3 separate regions of the Homo sapiens genome follow, and regions 1 and 3 are each linked to region 2. A link is a contact called in ENCODE Hi-C or POLR2A ChIA-PET data. All regions are on one chromosome and are shown on one strand. Each heading gives the region's core, a stretch centred on a gene start or an enhancer-like site at or near the end of the contact. The rest is flanking DNA. Distances are from core to core; before and after follow the strand shown.

The links. A loop is a pair of places that touch in the nucleus more often than their neighbours do. ChIA-PET counts read pairs that join two places held with the same protein, here RNA polymerase II (POLR2A). Pooled maps may share reads with other maps.
Region 1: a loop to region 2 is called in a map of endothelial cell of hepatic sinusoid, with 4 times the contacts of the local background. The contact joins the enhancer-like site here to the promoter of AKAP12 in region 2. A Hi-C loop is called at or near these places in 1 of 168 maps with a recorded cell type or tissue (endothelial cell of hepatic sinusoid) and 2 of 50 pooled maps. POLR2A ChIA-PET finds 5 or more read pairs at or near these places in 3 of 52 experiments (H1 and WTC11).
Region 3: a loop to region 2 is called in a map of sigmoid colon, with 3 times the contacts of the local background. The contact joins the enhancer-like site here to the promoter of AKAP12 in region 2. A Hi-C loop is called at or near these places in 1 of 168 maps with a recorded cell type or tissue (sigmoid colon) and 1 of 50 pooled maps. POLR2A ChIA-PET finds 5 or more read pairs at or near these places in 3 of 52 experiments (AG04449, H1 and WTC11).

What each region holds. Positions count from the first base shown.
Region 1 is chr6:151,140,591-151,143,448 of GRCh38, reverse strand. The region is part of intron 1 of LOC124901432 (a long non-coding RNA gene); the gene reads left to right. Among named protein-coding and RNA genes, the nearest start is that of MIR12131, 39 kb to the right of the region's middle. Within about 2 kb of position 1,533, at least 6 of the 41 ENCODE cell types and tissues checked have a DNase peak (open chromatin) inside an H3K27ac peak, as active enhancers do.
Region 2 is chr6:151,238,524-151,241,382 of GRCh38, reverse strand. AKAP12 (A-kinase anchoring protein 12) reads right to left here and starts at 1,416. Exons shown (of 5, transcript NM_005100.4): 1 at 1,324-1,416; 2 at 659-999. The coding sequence starts at 820. RefSeq lists enhancers at 449-1,026, 1,104-1,613.
Region 3 is chr6:151,124,335-151,127,077 of GRCh38, reverse strand. All of the region lies in intron 3 of LOC124901432 (a long non-coding RNA gene), which reads left to right. Among named protein-coding and RNA genes, the nearest start is that of MIR12131, 23 kb to the right of the region's middle. Within about 2 kb of position 1,342, at least 4 of the 41 ENCODE cell types and tissues checked have a DNase peak (open chromatin) inside an H3K27ac peak, as active enhancers do.

The DNA of each region.
Region 1 (2,858 bases), core at 284-2,783, 98 kb after region 2:
TCCTCTACTGCCTGTTCTTTCTCTATCTCTGCACAAGCCTTGAATATGAGGGCAGCCCTGGATGCTTTTATGAAGGTGGTGATTAGTTTTTGTGTGTGTGTGGTTTTTTGTTTCGTTTTTTTGGAGGGGGGACAGTGTCTCACTCTGTTGCCCAGGCTGGAGTGCAGTGGCACAATCATGGCTCACTGCAACCTCCATCTCCTCGGTTCAAGGGATTCTCCTGCCTCAGCCTCCTATGTAGCTGGGACTAAAGGCACACACCATCATGCCCAGCTAATTTTTGTATTTTTCGTAGAGACAGGGTTTCACCATGTTGGCCCGGTTGGTCTTGAACTCCTGGCCTCAAGCAATCCACCCACCTCGCCCTCCCAAAGTGCTGGCATTACAGGCATGAGCCACCTTGCCTGGCCTGGTGATTAGTTATAGTTCTTACTTTATTTTCTCTCCCCACTCCCAGGAGCAGATGTCCTCCTCTGCCCCTGGATACTCAGAGCAGACTCTGTGGGGCCTGCGGGCCTGTCCCTCAGCAGACACAGCATTGGAGCAGAGCTGCTATGCCCCCCTCCTCCTACCTCATTCAGGCACCTGTTAGCTTGGTGATGTTTCAGTCTGTGGTTTCCATACTTTGGAGCGCATGAAAATGATCTGGGTGGCTTGTTAACCCTACAGTTTCCGCAGCTTCTCCTCTAGAGAGTCTGACTGAGTTAGGGTGACTGTCCATTTTATGAAACCCCAAGTGATTCTGACGCAGAACCCCTGAAGCCGGGTGTGGGCAGTTACATATGTGCACAACTGGACTCTGATTATTCCTCCTCTTCCCAGGTCAAATCTACATTCTATTGATCTTATCATCTTTTTTTTTTCTGAGATGGAGTCTCGTTTTATCGCCCAGGCTGGAGTGCAGTGGCAGGATCTTGGCTCACTGCAGCTCCGCCTCCCGGGTTCACACCATTCTCCTGCCTCAGCCTCCCGAGTAGCTGGGACTACAGGCGCCCGCCACCACACCCGGCTAATTTTTTGTATTTTTAGTAGAGATGGTGTTTCACCATGTTAGCCAGAATGGTCTCAATCTCCTGACCTCGTGATCCACCGGCCTCGGCCTCCCAAAGTGCTGGGATTACAGGCATGAACCACCGCGCCTGGCCTATCTTATTATCTTAACATTCCTCTACATTTGCAATGCAAGTGGTTGGATGAAGTTCAAGTCCTTAGTCTATATATATATACATATATATATGTATATATATGGTACATATTACATAAATATAAATAGGATGTCTGCATAATTGATTGGGATGCTCTAGTGAGTAATGGGAGACTATTAATAGCTATGCCAAAATGTAGGGCGTGGCCTGGCCCACCTGGACCCTGTCTGTATACAAACCCTCTGTGATCTGGCCTCCTTCCCTTCCCAGCCTCCACTGAAGGCACTCCTCCTGGGGCCATTCCTGGGACTACTGTAGATTCCAGCCTCCCCGCACTACTGGAAATTCCTTTAATCCTCCCACGCACACGCCCAGATTGTCTTAGGCTGTCCTGCCCCGTGTTCCCATAGGGCAATGCTATACACACCCACTGTGGCTTTATTTTTCTGTAATTATTTGCTTACTAGTCTCTTTCTTCTCCCAGTAGGCCGGAAGCTCCTTTAGGACAGGAACTAGATTACATTCTTTGCTATATTTAGAGCCTAACAGACTAGGAGGCTAAAGCAATCACTCAACAAAAGTTTGTTCTCATAAAACAAGGTACATGAAACCATTAAATACTCACCAAGGTTCATTCAAGAAATACTTACTGAGCACCCACTACCCGATACCCTGCTTAGTCCTGGGCATGCAGATAAAGAAGGTCCTGGTCCTCTGGGAGCTCTCTTTTCAGGCCTGAGTTACTCTTATCAAAGGTGTTTGCATTTAAAAGGAGAATGTCTATGCGCAGTGATGCCGTGATTGGAATCTCTCCAGCTTTGGCTTCTAGAGGGAAAGAAGAGACTGAATGGCTTTAGATAACTTTCATGTATTAAACTCTTTTTGTATGTTGGCAAAACAAAAATGGCTACAACAGCAAAAAAGGCAAGAGTTGGACAAAAGCAACATAGCCTTGCAGCTAAGCATGCCGCCTCTGCTGCCTGCCTGCCTGGCAGCAAGTCTGGGCCCTGCCATATTTTTCACAAGTGACTTAATCTTTCTGGGCTTCAGTTTTTGCATCTATAATATGGGGATGATGATGGTAACTTCTTCCTTGGGGATCATGTGAGTATTAAATGAGTAACTGTGCCCGGCACATAGTAAGTGCTCAATAAATATTACTGCCACTAGATGCGATGGTCCAAAGACTACATCTTTATCTGGTTCCTGCAGGGTCCCAAGCATGTAGAGTAGACTCCCCTTGGGTCGGCTTCAGGGGAGCCTCTGAAGCACCGTGTGTAGGCCAATCCCCTGTCTCTGTGATTTGGGCTGTTGTAGAGAAACATCTGTAGCCTTAGGACCAGCTGGGAACAGCTTTAGGTTTGGATAATGGCCATTTTCAAGTTTTCTCCCAACCAGAGCAATTTTGGCACTGAACTTGGGACAAAACCAATAGGAATACATCAGGGATTACAGGAATCCCTGTAATCAACAGGAATAAATCAACTTATTTCTGTTAAGAACAATCCCTCAAATCAACAGGAATATAGGGGGAGCTGGCATGGTGGGGAGAGTAACACCGAGAATGAAGACCCTCTTCACGTGGCATTTTTCAAAGATTAAAGAAACCTGTTTTTAAAATTTCTTTTGGGGCACCAATATTACATGCCAATCACTGTCAATCAACAATTATTAATTAACTCATAGTGCTTTGTACACATTTCTTCTTTCACA
Region 2 (2,859 bases), core at 167-2,666:
CGAAACCTGTCATTCCTTCTGGAAACGCAGCGCCTGCCCAGGTTTTTCCTGGCTCTGAGCGAGCTACACCCCAGGCTTTCTCTGCCTCGGGAAGGCGGTGCCTGCTCGGGCCGCTGCCGCAGGAGGACTGGGTACCAAACCCGCTCGCTCCAGGCACCGCTGGCATCCAGGGCGGTACGCGACGGGGAACCCGAGGGTGGCTGGGCTCCCCGGCGGGCTCCACCACGAGTCCTGGCCTCACAGCTGACTTTCCGCATCTCGGAGCTCCGGAGGCCCGGCCCGGGGTCCATTCTCCACGGATCCCCCTCCGCGCAGCTCCTCCGCCTCGGGCTGCATGGCTCCCACCGGAAGAGTGCGCAGAAAGGCTCAGCCGCCGTGGGCAGGGCGCGGGTTTTATTATTGCGCATGGCGCAGTCGCCTCCCCTGGAGACCCGCGACAAAGATGCAAGCCCCCCGCCGCGCTCGCCGCTGCTCTGGCCCCGCCCCGGCGCGAAAGACCCTGAAAAGCCTCCAAAGAGGGGTTCGCACTCCTGAGTTTGCAGATGCGGCTGGATGGGCTGGGAAGTTCTCTCGGCGGAAATCGGAGGGACCCCCCCACCCCCACCCCCACCCCCAAAGACCCGCGCCTCCCGGCGCAGGTGGCCCGGCACGCCCGTACCTTGGTGGCGGGGTCCGAGGCAGCGATGGCGGGGTCCGCGGTGGTGTCTGGCGCCGCCTCGGCCGAGGGGCCGCCGCCGCTGGGCTCGGGCTCAGCCGGCGTGGAGCTCCCCTCGGGCGGCTGCTCCGGGCTGCGCTGCTCGGTGGAGCTCCCGGCGCCCATGGCTCCTCCGCACTTCTCCCGCGCCTAGCCGCCGGGTTACGCCTTCCCCAAGCCGCAGGGACAGGGGCAAGAGCCAAAAGACGCGCGCCCGCGAGGTCCCGAGAGCGCCTTCCTTCGCCGCCAGCCGACTGCGAACGCGCCCAGCCTGCGAATGAAGGAGACGCGCTCGCGGCAAACTCCTTAAAAGAAAAGGAAAAAAAAAAAAAGGCCACCTCTTAGCCTCCGCCCCCCTCCCCCCGGTTTTTCCCTCGCTTCATCACATGAGCACAGCCCCAGACACGCCCTGCAGCAGCATCTGCCCCCAGGCTGCCGGGACCAGAGGCGCTGCGACGCGCCAGCCCAGGTCCAGGCAGCCGCCCACCCGGCCCTCGGGCGCCTCCCGTTTCTAACAGGGCGACTAGAGCTGCGGGGACGACCCAGGGCCTCAGAAGGCAAGAGAGCAGGGGAGCAAAAAGCCTGCCGGGGACACTGGATTCTCTGGGGTTTATTAAATGATGGATCACCCAAGGCAGGAGCTTCTGCTGCAGCCGACTTTCAGCTCGCCCAGGAGCGAGTCCGAGTCCCCATTTGCTTTCCTGCAGATTGTGTTTAACTCCAAACATTTGTTCCAGCCTCCTCCCCATTAGCAGGAGAAAGGCAAGCGCTCCCTGGCTCCTCCTGAGTCCGACCATATTTGGGCACCTCACGTGGCAAGAGCAGGGAACCGAGAGGTTAACGCAGTCAGGCCACGGATGAGGTGGGCCACGCAGGCCCACGCTCTCCTATCCTCCGGAACAAGTGATGTCAGGCGATGCCATCAGCAGTGCTAGCCGCCCCCCTTCCCCCGGGGAACGGGGGGAAATGAGGCTGTTACCGGAAATGTGCCCGTCCTTCTTTGAGGGCCTGTGCTGGAAGTTACCCATCCAGGCCACCTCTGCTCCGCGCGATGCCGACACATGACAGCATAGATCTGTTCCTTTGCCGTCAGCCTTTCTCAAAAGATGAAGACTTTAAATAATACCAGCACAAGTGGCTTGCATCCTTTCATTTCCGACCCTTGAATATAATATGTATTACATGAGCATGGCAGCCAATCAATAAGTATTTGAACTAAATTAAATTTGTAGCTGGATTGCTTGGCGCAAAGCATTAAGGCTTTGGGGCTGAAAGACAAAATTTATTCCAGTTGTAACTAGCAACCGAGTGCCCCAGTTTTCACAAATACTTTGAATCTCCATTAAGAATGAAGAAACCAGCCTGGTTAACATAGCGAGACCTTGTCTCTACAAAAAATAAAAAAATTAGCCAGGCGCAGTGGTGCACCTGTAGTCCTAGCTACTCAGGAGGCTGGGGACGCTGGGGTAGAAGGATGACTTCAGCCCAGGAATTCGAGGCTGCAGTGAGCTATGACTGTGCCTCTGCACTCCATCCTAGTCGACAGAGCAAGATTCTGTCAAAAAAAAAAAAGAAAGAAAGAAGGAAGAAACTTTCGGAATATTCACACCAAATTCCAGATAAATATCTCATACTCAGATTTAGTACAATTTTGTAGAAAGGGTGTAAGCAGTAGTTCAGCACTAGGATGTTTCATGCCTAATGAATTGCATGAATCGAATGGTACCCTGGGAACCATAGGTTAGTTACTCACCATCAAATTTGTTTTCTGAATTAATTTTTTTTCTTTTTCTTTTTTTGAGACAAGGTCTCGCTGTGTTGCCCAGGCTAGTGTTGAACTCCTGAGCTCAAGCGATCCTCCTGCCTTGGCCTCTCAAAGTGCTGGGATTATAGGTGTGAACCACCACACTGGGCCTGTTTTCTGAATTAATTATTTTTATTTAAAGGACTACACGAAGGCCAATTTCTCTGGAGTTTATCTCTTAAGAAACAGTATATTTGCAAAATGCTTAGTTTTAGGAATTTATACACATTTCCCCCATTTTGACTTAAATTTTGACTATTTAGGAAACATTAGAATTCTTACTCTGTACCAGGCACTGTTCAATGCACTTTACATAATAATCTTTACAATAACCCCATGGGATAGATAGTATTATTCTCAT
Region 3 (2,743 bases), core at 93-2,592, 110 kb after region 2:
AAAAATCAGCTGGGCATGGTGGCGTACACCTGTAGTCCCAGCTACTCAGGAGGCTGAGGTGGGAGGATTGCTTGAGCCCAGGGAGGTCAAGGCTGCAGTGAGTCGTGATCATGCCACTGCACTCTGGCCTGGGTGACAAAGTGAGACCCTGTCTCAAAAAAACAAAAGAAAAGAAAAATGATAACAACAAAAAAACCCAGAAAGAAGTAACAAAAGCACTACTGTTTCATCTCTGTATTTTTACTTTCTGGTAGTTGAAAGAGAAGAAATTGTTGGCCAAAATAATATACATACATATATCCTTAGATCTATATCTATGTCTATCTATAACTATATCTATAGTCATATAGTCATTTGTATTAGAAGATACAGCTCCTGAACTTTATTGCTCTTTAGATACTGATCCATATGAGATTCAGAAGAGACCAGGTAATGCATTTCAGGTTTATTTGTGATGAATATATAGCACCGAGCTTCAGGAACTGATTTGCTTCTCATGCGCATTGGTACTAGTCTGACTGTCATCACTCTGTGACATCGGTCCTCTCTGAAGGACCAAGAGCTCCCCTTCTCTCCTCATTGCTTTAGGCCTGACCTTTACTGAGATCCCCCTCCTAATAGTCTGTAGTCTACGACAGATTGGCAAAGTAAACTTTGGCCATTTCTATGTTTGTTTTTTTCTGCACTGGCAAGAAACAGTCACTGAACATTGATTTATTGAGTATAATTTGTCTGTGTTTTAAAAGTTTAGAAATGTGTTCTTTGGACTACACACTTGGCCTAAAACACCCAGTGGATTACCACACATATACCCCCACCACTTGCCCTACGTCACCAATGGTAGGGTGGCCACATCCACTGTTTACAAGGATCTATTGTTTAGGACTGAGTCATTAGCACAATCCTGTCTTCCTAGGCTTATTAGAGAAATCGAAGACAGGATATTTGAATTGAAAGGTACCTACAAATCCATCTTCTTTGCCACTGATTGATTGAATCCCTTTCATACTGTTTCTTGAGGATGGTCAATCAGTCTTGCTTAAGAACTTCCCCCAGGAGGAAAATCACTATTTACAGATTCCCCAGCCCCTTGCATTGCTAACAGTTTGTATCATGAGAAAGTTCTCGCCCATAGAGTTGCTCTCTCGTTAATAGTCACCTCTTCTTAAAGCAACAAGGCCAGTTTTGAGGAATCTCTTTGTGCCCCTTTTCAGTAGTAGATCAGGGTTTGCACTTCAAAGGATATCGTGGGTGTCTTTTTATGAGTCAAAGGCTTATCATCTTTATTGCAGATCAGTAACAAGGCAGGTTTCTGGAATGTGTATATGGTTTCCGTATAAACAGTCCCCAAACTCATGTATCAACCTGACAAAGTCTAGACTCAAGAGTTTGTTTCAGGAAGAAAAAAAAGAGCCAGCCATGATAGAAAGAATCGCAAGCCTATAAATTGTGCTGAAGTGTGTTTATATAACTAGATTAGAGTTTAAATAAAGCAATTCAACGGTAAACTAAACTACAAGTCCTAGTGGTAAAAGCAACCTCTGAAGAGTCAGTGGAACAGACAGGTTACACTTGTTTTGATTGTGCACACAAGGGAATACTGATTTCCAAACGGATGGCTAGCACCTCAGGACACTGCTTCCAGAGGGCAGTTTTCATCATTGTCATTCTCATTTTGAGAAACTGAAGTTCAAAGAGATGGGTGACTGCCCTAAGTCAGACAGAGCCCTTATTTCAAGGGCCAGGGATACCTATGACCCCTCTGACCTAATCCAGGTGACAATTTACAGCTGATTCATATGACCCTGGTGACTCAAGCCAGTACCCCAAAGCTATTTCCCATTTAATGAGACAAAAATCTCACCTGAGAGTGCCATACTAGCTGTGAATTTTCATCAGATTCTTAGAGATGCCTGCGACTTTCTGCCTTCTCCTCCCATCAATATTTAGAACTCTTGAATCATAGTTCAACTATCAATCAAGTTTTCTAGAGAACCAGGGATATAATTTGCTCAGTGATTTTGGCTTATGCTAAGGGTTAAGTCAGTCAGAAAAGAAAAACAGAGGGACCAAAGTAATATATTCAAGCAATATACTCAAAACCAGTCGAAGAAGAAGCTGAAGGAGGAAGTTTGTGGGGTTTATTTTTATTTATTTATTTATTTATTTGAGACGGAGTCTTGCCCTTCGCCCAGGCTGGAGTGCAGTGGTGCAATCTCAGCTCACTGTAAGCTCCACCTCCCGGGTTCACTCCATTCTCCTGCCTCAGCCTCCCGAGTAGCTGGGATTACAGGTGCCCGCCACCATGCCCGGCTAATTTTTTGTATTTTTAGTAGAGGCAGGGTTTCACCATGTTAGCCAGGATGGTCTCGATTTCCTGACCTTGTGATCTGCCTGCCTTGGCCTCCCAAAGTGCTGGGATTACAGGCGTGAGCCACCACGCCCGACCGCTTGTGGGGTTTATAAGCAAAATCAATGCTTTATAAAATTGTATAGCCATGTGTTAAGTAAGTGTAATTTTAAGGCAAACTGCTTTATACTGTATGTGTACGGTTACAGATACAAAACTATACAATCATATATCACTTAATGACAGGGATATGTTCGGAGAAACACATCGCTAGGCATTTCTGTGCAAACACCGTAGGATGTACTTACACAATCCCAGACAGTATAACCTACTAAACACCTAGGCTATACAGTATAGTCTATTGCTCCTAGGCTACACACCTACACAGCGTGT